3 separate regions of the Homo sapiens genome follow, and all the other regions are linked to region 1. Evidence: chromatin contacts called from ENCODE Hi-C or POLR2A ChIA-PET data. All regions are on one chromosome and are shown on one strand. Each heading gives the region's core, a stretch centred on a gene start or an enhancer-like site at or near the end of the contact. The rest is flanking DNA. Distances are from core to core; before and after follow the strand shown. Region 1 holds the start of ZNF776 (zinc finger protein 776). Region 2 holds the start of ZNF548 (zinc finger protein 548). Region 3 holds the start of ZSCAN18 (zinc finger and SCAN domain containing 18).

The links. A loop is a pair of places that touch in the nucleus more often than their neighbours do. ChIA-PET counts read pairs that join two places held with the same protein, here RNA polymerase II (POLR2A). Pooled maps may share reads with other maps.
Region 2: a map of CD8-positive, alpha-beta T cell shows a loop between it and region 1 (17-fold over the local background). The contact joins the promoter of ZNF548 here to the promoter of ZNF776 in region 1. A Hi-C loop is called at or near these places in 2 of 168 maps with a recorded cell type or tissue (CD8-positive, alpha-beta T cell and naive thymus-derived CD4-positive, alpha-beta T cell) and 9 of 50 pooled maps. POLR2A ChIA-PET finds 5 or more read pairs at or near these places in 1 of 52 experiments (activated B cell).
Region 3: a loop to region 1 is called in a map of naive thymus-derived CD4-positive, alpha-beta T cell, with 11 times the contacts of the local background. The contact joins the promoter of ZSCAN18 here to the promoter of ZNF776 in region 1. A Hi-C loop is called at or near these places in 1 of 168 maps with a recorded cell type or tissue (naive thymus-derived CD4-positive, alpha-beta T cell), 1 of 37 single-sample maps with no recorded cell type and 9 of 50 pooled maps.

Annotation. Positions count from the first base shown.
Region 1 is chr19:57,745,401-57,748,513 of GRCh38, reverse strand. ZNF776 (zinc finger protein 776) reads right to left here and starts at 1,699. Exons shown (of 3, transcript NM_173632.4): 1 at 1,423-1,699. The coding sequence starts at 1,455. RefSeq lists an enhancer at 1,638-1,687.
Region 2 is chr19:57,388,371-57,391,483 of GRCh38, reverse strand. ZNF548 (zinc finger protein 548) reads right to left here and starts at 1,630. Exons shown (of 4, transcript NM_001172773.2): 1 at 1,370-1,630. The coding sequence starts at 1,384. RefSeq lists enhancers at 1,373-1,852, 1,993-2,072.
Region 3 is chr19:58,096,790-58,099,902 of GRCh38, reverse strand. ZSCAN18 (zinc finger and SCAN domain containing 18) reads left to right here and starts at 1,672. Exons shown (of 7, transcript NM_001145543.2): 1 at 1,672-1,729.

The sequences.
Region 1 (3,113 bases), core at 450-2,949:
ACACATTAGCTACCATATATTAGATGTCTCCAGTGTCAATCCCTTTCCAGATACCCCAACCTGCATGTCCATAGCCATTTGATGCCTACACTTATTCGTCTCTGACTCTTCATATGGCCATAACAGTCATCCTGATATTTGCATAATATTCTAATTATGTTTATTACCAACATGCTCATCTCAGCTGATGCAGCTTCCATAGCTACAGCTACTAAGACCAAAAACCTCGGGATCCTGATTGCTCTCTTCATGCCCTTACTTTGTGTATTAGGAAACCTAGATGCTGTAACAAAATATCAACTTTGAATCCAGCCACATCTCCTTAGCCATGAATCTTAGTCTGTTAACCCTCACTTGGATTACGGCAAAAGCCTCAACTCTCATCTTATTTCCTCCTCTCTCAACCCCACAGTCTGTTCTCCACTGTACAGCCAGAGGAGACTACAGCCAGATGAAACTGTGGCAACATCACCTCCTCCCTCTGGTCAGTTTCACCTCTAAGCATTTCACATCCTGGTACTAACTCCTGGGTTAACCTTCCAAGTATGTTTATACTGGTTGACAGAAATGGGAATACCTCCATATATCCTGTGTCACAGACTTTGGATCCTGGGTTTAAGGTTCCTCCAGGGTTCCCATATCAAAAAACTTAAAAAAAAAAAAAAAAAGGTACCTAAGAATCCCAGGACATCCCAATCTAAAGAGCATGTGGATAGGAGTTAGGGCCAGTGAGGGAATAACACCCTCCGCTTCCCTGCGGAGGTTCTGCAAGTGCTTCTGCAGCCAGGAGTTCCTGAGAGGAGAGGCACAAGCTACAAGAATGTATCCCTGATGAGATTTGATAAGCTCAGGCCTCCCTGAACTCTTTCTTGGCCCTGTAACTAGGTAAACGCGAGTTGGTTGTCTGAACTGAGCGCCTCAGTACAAAATGTCATCTCTTAGCACCTATCTGATCTGTAGAGGTTGAACAAGAATTCAACCTCCCAGGGCCCAAAAGTCATCCCCTGTGTTCTTTTTCGACTGGACTTTGGGAAACCTTTAAAGCCTGGACATTGATCTTTTCCTTCCTTTGTTGGAAGCTGTCCATGGCTTCCAGCGTTCTCAGGGTGAATACACGGTCCTCAGCCTGCTCTTCCAGGAGGAGCTCTGCCTCACACTTTGCTCCCGACAGGTGCCTGTGGACCCTAGGTTACGATCCTCTCGGCTCAGTTCATCTCCAGGCCTTTGCCTGCACCGCTCCCTGTGCCTGTAGCTCTCCTGAGCGCATCCCGCGGGTGTCAAAAACGGGGGCCCATAGAGAGCGCCTCAGTGTCCCGACGCCGGGTTCAGGGTGTAAAACCTTGAGCAGGCGCCGCTTCCTCTCTGCTTTTGGACTTAGGTAAAGATGAGGTGACCTGAGGGCACGGAAGACGCCACAATTACCTGAGCCGGGGGCCTCAGCGCGGCCGCCGCCATCCGACTGGGTGGGGAAAGCGGGGTCGAAAGGAGGGGGCGAGCAGTGCAGGTACCCGGGCACGGTGGTCCCGATCCCGGCCTTGGTGCGGGTCACGCCTAGCGCCTTTAAGGAGCTGCAGAGCAGCCTCTGTGCAGTCGGGACAACGTCTCGTCTCCACCTTCTGGGTTCAGTCACTTCTACACGACCCAACACTCCGCGGTCTCTCACTGGAAAATACACCCAACACCAATCAAAATGGCCACTAGTAGAGGACGCCGGAAGTCCCACCTTTATACTGTTTCCGCGGAAACGCCTTTATTTTGAGCCCTCATTGGCTCTGACGCGCTGTCATTCGACGCAGAGATTTCTGGGTTATGTAGTTTCCTCAGGTTCCAAGACAGTTCCAAGGCGGTAAAGAAGGCCTTCTCAGAGGCGCTTGATTGCACAGAGTGGTGAATAAACACTACTCTGGCCTAAGTGTCATCTTCCCTCAATTTGACTATACTTCTGCATGTATCTATTTCATGTCTATTTTCTCCTTGAAAGTCTATATCCCCTGTCAAACTATGCTGTCAGGTATACCCTACCATCACGTTCACTTACTTGCAGGAAAGGCCCAGCTCCATCTCAGCGGCCTGTCCTTAAAGTGCATGTCCTTCTAGGGTAGAGGATAGTCTCACCTAGCCTTAGAACCCGTATTGAGATTTTTGGAGATTAGTGTCTGTAACTGATCACTCAAGTATTTGAAAAAATATTATTTTAGATTTTGGGGAACTCGAGCTCTCCGATGCTAAACTTATTATTTAGGATGCCCCCAAAGACTAAAAATCCAAATTATCATAACGTTTTGAACAGTCTTTCAGTCGCAAAATCCCGGTACTGGCAGCAGAGGCTGATAAACATTATTGTGTTATAAATTCACATGAATGCACTCTGAGGCATTAGAGTCAGTTTCTCAGTCTGTCAGGGACAAGAGAGAACTAATCCAGATAGGACAAGACAAGGAAGATAGAGGAGAAATGTTGTGTTCCCTAAAGCAGGAATACATGCTGAATCTCTGTCTGTGATTCCCACAGAAGACAACTCTCCTGCCTATAAAATCAATCATAGTGTCCAGTACATTGAGCAACACTTTTATCCACTTAGTATCCCTCGCTTGAGATTCCAACTTATATTCAATTAATTCTGGATTAATTTATCTAAGATTTATCAATCTTACAGGAAGACCAATGAAAGAAATGCTATTTTGGTAGTGATAAATGGCTGCAGTTTTCAAAGGTGGGGCACGTATGCAGAAGATGCTCTCCACCTGTTGATATTGGTTGTGTCTTAAATCCAGGAGTTCATGTTATTGCTGGGAAGTGGCTATTTTTTTTTTTTTGTATTAGATAAAACAGACTTTATTTATTTCTTTTCTTTTTTTTTTTTTGTGACTATTCTTTATTTCTGTTTCCATGGCAAGGAGTGTTTTGCCTAATAAATTAATGTTATGGATGGGATTACAGGCATGAGCCACCATACCTGGCTAATTTTGTATTTTTAGTAGAGACGGGGTTTCTCCATGTTGGTCAGGCTGGTCTCGAACTCTCAACCTCAGGTGATCCACCTGTCTCGGCCTCCCAAAGTGCTGGGATTAAAGGCATGAGCCACTGTACCCAGCCGCTCAGTTCTTAAAAAA
Region 2 (3,113 bases), core at 381-2,880, 360 kb after region 1:
TACTGGGCATCTACCCAAAGGAAAATAAATCATTACATTAAAAAAAACATGTATTTTTATCACAGCACTATTCACAATAGCAAAGATAGGGAATTAACCAATTATCCATCAATGTATGACTGGGTAAAGAAAATGTGGCATATATATACACAAGGTAATACCACTAGGCCACAAAAAAAAAAAAAAGCATGAAACTATGTCTTTTACAGCAATGTGGATGGAACTGGAGGCCATTATTAAATGAAACAACTCAGAAACAGAAAGTCAAATACCAAATGTTCTCACTTACAAGTGGAAGCTGAATAATGTGTACACATGGACAAAGAGTGTGGAATGACAAACATTGGAGACTCCAAACAGGTAGAAGGATGAGACGAAGATGAGTGATGAAAAATTACTTAATGGATACAATGTACATTATTCAGGCGATGGATACATTAAAAGCCCAGACTTGACCACTATGCAAATATATCCATATAACAAAACTGCACTTGACTCCTTAAATTTATGCAAACAAACAAACAAAAAAAACCCGAGACCGACCTACTCAATCTGATCCTCAGACCATTCTCTGGCCCAGTCCAAGCCCTCCATCCGTCTGGTATCGCCAACCCAATCCCCTTCCTCAGACTCCACACCTTTATGTCCACCTGTCTGTGTGACATATCCATCTTGAGACATTTGAGAATCACCATGTCCAAAATCCAACCTGTGATCTTCTCCCGGAAATCTGCTCTTTATGCTGACTTCCCCAACTCCATTCTTCCAAACGTTCAAACAGAAAACAAAAAACAAAACAAACACTTGAAACGGTTCTTCACTGCCTTTGTTCAGACATAACTGAAGCACCAGGAAAACCTACGGGCCCTATCTTTCAGGCCTATGAAGAATCTCATCACATCTCCCTCTACTGTCACTGGTCCAGCCCCAACCATAATTCTCCTGGGTCTACTGCAGTGGCCTCAGGGCCTTTTCGCGTCTCCCTGTGTCCATTCCTAACCTGGTTTTCCTAACTTGAAACTTCGAACTCTGGACCTGCCCCCTCCAACTGTCCCTCCCTTGACAACCTTCCATGGTTACTGGCTGCTCAGGTTGCCATTCCAAGCGAGAATTCACAAAACCCTCTCTTTCCCGCAGAAACAACACACACCCCTGACGCCCCAACACAGCCCACTCGGCAGCGCCTCCATGCTCTGAACCTGAGGTCCCTAACGGGAGCTCTGAGGCTGCATCAAATCGGCTGATACGGGGACCCCACACAGGAACGCCCCTCTCTTCGGGACAAGGGGCCTGACCTGCAGGGCCCCTTCAGGGGGCTTCAGCACTGGGAGGACCGGTCGGGCGGGGGAGCCTGGGACGGGACACCCACCTCAGTCAGGTTCATCAGCAAGGCCTCCGCCAGCCCAGCCAGGGAAGAGCGGGGCGGGAGCGACAAAGGCAAGACAAGGACGCCACTGTCCCCAGCGCTTGTCAGTTGACTCACTCCCGCCTCTCCGTGGTGGGAACCGAGCCGCTTCTCGCGCTTTTCCGTTCCGTCACTTCGGTGACGTCAGACAGAGCCATAGGCCGAAGTTGGTGAAACACCACACAGAACCAAAACGACCACCACCAGGAGGACGGCGGAAGTCCCGCCCTCCGACGGTGCGCACGCACGCAAACGTCCCCTTCTAAGCCTTTATTGGGTAAGTCGTGCCGCCGAGAGCTGCAGTGTCTTCTGGGTTATGAAGTTTCGACACCGCTTCCGGACTTGTCTTAGAGCGTTGATCAGTCCTTATATGGCAGATAAAGGCCCAGTGGCACTGTCAGGGGAGCTGGGAAACGGAGTCCCCGACTCCAAAGACAGGAGGGGGCTTGGCTTGCTCTTAAAGGCAACATACGGTATTTTTTTGGATTGTAGTATAGGATATTTACAGAAATGTTAGCAACTTATTACTTAAGACTCTATTAAGCACAGCTAATTCCCAATAACTACAGGTCCAAAGAGACACCCCATACCATAAAGGCAGTCTGCCTCTACTCATGCCTGCCAGCCATATTATTGCTTTTCAAATACACATACAGTTACGCTTTGGCGTCTGTTTAGTAAGCTTCAATATGTTTGGTCCAGAAGAAGAAAGAAAGACTACGCAGTTAGGGCTATGGACTGGAATTTGTAGGAAGGATGACAGGAGACGCTGAAGTAGGTTGAAAGGGTGAAGCTATGCCTCTGGATCAAAGAGAATACATCTTACCTGACTGTAGAGTCAGCGATTGTGTTCCTACGAAGGGTGCAACGCTTTTATTCTAATAATACTTACTACTTCATATCTGAGATATTTTCCATTTATTTTAAGAATCACAATCCTATCTGAAAATGAGAGTGACGACCAAAATGAGTGATTGAGGCATAAGTCACAAATCATGGAGGATTACTGGACCAGCCTAAGGGCACATCCAGAAAAATGTAAGTCACAGAAGCATCTGTGGCTGGTTTTTCCAAAGAGGTTCTTAGGAGGTTTAGTATTTATTATACATTTTCCTTAAAAAGGAAGAGGGGTTGGCAGTGAGACAAATGATTACAGACATGTGAAACTTTAGTTAGTGCCCAGTAAATCTACATTTTACATAAGATAGAGTAAACACGTGAGGGGAAAAGGGAATAAAGAAGATGTCTCAGAGAAGGATGAAGGAATGAATAATCTCATCTTCTCTCTGTTCTGTACCTTGGAAGATAAGCTAGTAGTCTTCTGAAAAGGTTGATTTCTATTTAGCCCTTAGGGAAGAAAACCTAATGATTGTAGTGTGGTAGGGGATATAATGAGGTGTGTCTGATTTCCCGTTCCTCTATAGTGGTGAATTCAGCTTCCAAAGTTATTCTAGGGTTCTCATGGTCAAGAGGGCATCCATTCAGTCAGTTAGGGGGTGCTTAGAATTTTATTTTTATTTCTCAAGAGCAGCTGATACATGCCATTTCTGGACAACATTGTCTACCGTTTTCATAGTTGAAGCATATGCACATCTTATCCTCAAAAAAGGTGTGGAATTCCATGATGTTATCTTCTTCCTCAGAAGTGATTTAAAATTTCACCTGTGTTTACAACTGTATTTGCACAGGGAGTCGAAATGTGAAAAAC
Region 3 (3,113 bases), core at 423-2,922, 350 kb before region 1:
ATACTTTAATGAAGAGGGTATACAAATGCCAAAAAAATCATTAAAGTGTGCTCAAACTTGTTAGCAATTAAGGGAAATGCAAATTGAAACCACAATGATATATCAGTACATACCTATCAGAATGGCCAAAATAAAAAATAGCAAAACACAAATGCTGATAAAAATGTGAAGTGGATTCACACATTCATTGGTGGTGGGAGTGTAAAATGGTCCAGCTACTCTGCATGAGAGTGTGGCAGCTTCTTACAACACTAATAAGCACGTGTTCATTGTGTGACCTAGAAACTGCACTCTTGGGCTTTTATCCCAGAAAAGTGAAAACTTACGTTCACAGAAAAATCTGTACACGAATGTTCATAGCAGCTTTATTTTTAATAGCAAAATACTTAAAACGATCCTAATATCTCTCAGTGGGAGAAGGTTTAAACTGCTATATACCATAGAATACTACTTCTCAATAAAATGGAATGAACTGTTGATACATACTACTTCAATGCCTCTCAAAGGAATTATGTTCAGTGAAAAAGCCAATCTGAAGAGGCCACATACTGTATGATCCCACTTATATGACACTGTGAAGGCAAAATTGTAGCAGTGGACTACTTAGATTAGCTGTTCCTGGGGTTATGGGTGGGGAGGGAGTGACTACCAAGAGGCAGCAGGAGGATTTTTGGGCAGTGGAGCTATTCTTTGTCCCGAGTTTGTTGGTGGATATGAGTTAAAATTCATAAAACTGAATACCAAAATGTGTGGTGTATGTAAATTTAAAATATATAAACTGTTCAGATATACATTTTAAAAATCAGTTCACACAAAAACGACCAAAATGGCATCCTCATAAGCGCCTCTATCTGGAAAACTGAAATGGGAAGCAGCTCCTGGCCCTATCCTGCCTTCCAGGGGGGCTACATTTATATGGGGCTTTGCCAAAGCCCTCACCCCAGCTGCCACTCACATTTCCCTCATTTCAGCAGCTCCTGAATCCCTGGGGTGGGTAATCTTTGAGTTCTATCCACTCCTTGAAACTGTAGAACCCATTTTAGCGCATCAGTGTCTCTGGGTCTCCACCTCTTGTCTCCCCAGTACTGGGTCTGCTGGTCCCTGTCTCTGTATCTCTGTCCAGATCTGTCTCAGCCTCGAGTGCTCCTTTTCTCTGGGTCTCTCTCTTTTCCTGAGCCTGAGCTGGTCTCTTTCTTTTCTTGAGCCCATGCTGGTCTTTCCCTTTCTTGATCCTGGGCTGGTCTCCCTCCTTTCTTAACCGTGAGCTGGTCTCTCCCTTTCCGTGTCCGACTCTGTACATCTCTGTTTCGGGGACCCCAGGGCGTCTTGGTCTGCCCCCGAGCGTCTGTGGGCCTTCATGCTTCTCTCCCTCCCGGTCTGCGCGTCTTTTTGTCTTTGTTTCTCCGTTTCTCACCGTCTTTGTTTCTCCGGGTCTCTGGCTGTCAGGGGTCTATTATTTACCCGCTTGTTTACTTCGTTGCCATGGTGCCCAAAATGACGCAGGCGCCGGAGTGGGCGGGACGCCGGGAGGCCACACTCGCGTCTGATTGGCCATGCGCACTGTCACCTGTCACGGCTCCCTTGCTCGCCCCGGTGCGCGGCACAGCCTCGCGGCATTGTGGGAGTCGTAGTCCGCGGTGAGGCCCAGTGCGCAGGCGCAGTTTGCCGGCCGCCATCGCGCACTGGGGCTCCGGGCGGCTGGGACCGGCCTGGGGTAGCTGCGCAGCAGGTGGGTCGGTCCCGGGGATGCAGCGCGGGGGTCAGAGAGCGACCCCAACAGGGTAGACGGTGAGGACGCCTCAGTGGGCAGCGTTAGGGAAAGGGGCCAGGGTGTTCCCGGGGTTGGGGTGCGAGCCCCCGCTGTGCGTCCAGGAGGCCGAGGGTCTGGCATCCCTTCGCGTGGAGTGCGGGGCAGGGGCCGGGTCCCCCCGGAGGTGGCTGAGATCCAGATCGGTGAGGGGCCCTGCAGGCAGGTAGGGAACTAGTGCAACCCCCACCCCGTGTAGGCTCGTGGAGGGGAGGCGCTTAGGGCACCCTGTGGGTGGGAGAACAGGAAGGGGCGGCTCCTGATGGGGGAGAGATGAGGGAGGGGGAGGCTCCTGATGGGGGAGAAAGGGGGGAGGGGAAGGCTCCTGAGGGGGGCGAAAAGGGGGAGGGGGAGGCTCCTGAGTGGGGAAGAGAAGGGAGGGGGAGGCTCCTGAAGGGAAGAGGAGGGGAGGAAGTGGGGGCTGAGGGTGTGAGGATGTGAGGGTGTCCGTGGTGGGGGGACGCTGGGCAGGCTGTGGCCCCAGGGGCTGGAGCAGGGAAGGGATGGAGGGTGCGGGGACCAAAGGGGTGCCTAGAATGGGCATTGTCTCTGCTGCCCCCACCCTTGGAATATCTCGCCTCTCCCCAGTCACCTGGGGGTGGGTTCTGTTTGAGTTAGGTGTCTGCGCCCACCCCGGAGACCTCTCTCGTGGAAGAGGCAAGAGTGGGTGTACTGGCTTCGGTCCTGACCCAGGGGGTTGGGGTGGGGGCCTGACTCACCCTCCCATCACTCCTTCCCCATTTCCTTTCTCTCACCCTCCTGGGCTCCTTCCTTTTCCCAATCCCCCTCTACCCCCGTCCAGACTATCTGGCTTTCCCTGCTCTTGCTCCTTCCTCTCCTGTCTTCTCTCTCCCTGCTACCTTCCCTCCCCGCTTCCCCCATTTCTGTCTGCCCTCCTTCCACTTTCCCATATATTCGCCTGTGTCCTTGCTGACTCCTGGGCGAGGCTGAGTGGCACAGTCACTTGGTTCCATGTCACCTCCTCGGTTCCATTTCACTTCCCCCATCCCATCATGTCCTGCGGATGGTTTCCTGCCCTGGAGTCAGAGCGGGACCACGTGTCGCATCGAGTTGCTGTTTTCTGTGCATGATGCTTGAATCTGTGACTTCCTGGGTATTTCTGGCCTCGGGTTTTCGGGGAGCCTAGGCCAGTTGCGCAGGACATCTCTCTGGTTCTGTCTGTCCTGGCGAGTGGATCAGGGACCACAAAAGGCAGCTGAGATGTGAACGACGACCCTTACTCCATGTTTTTTCATTCTTTTAAAAGCACTTTTACCCCTTTTTATAATGAGTAAGTGATCTGTGG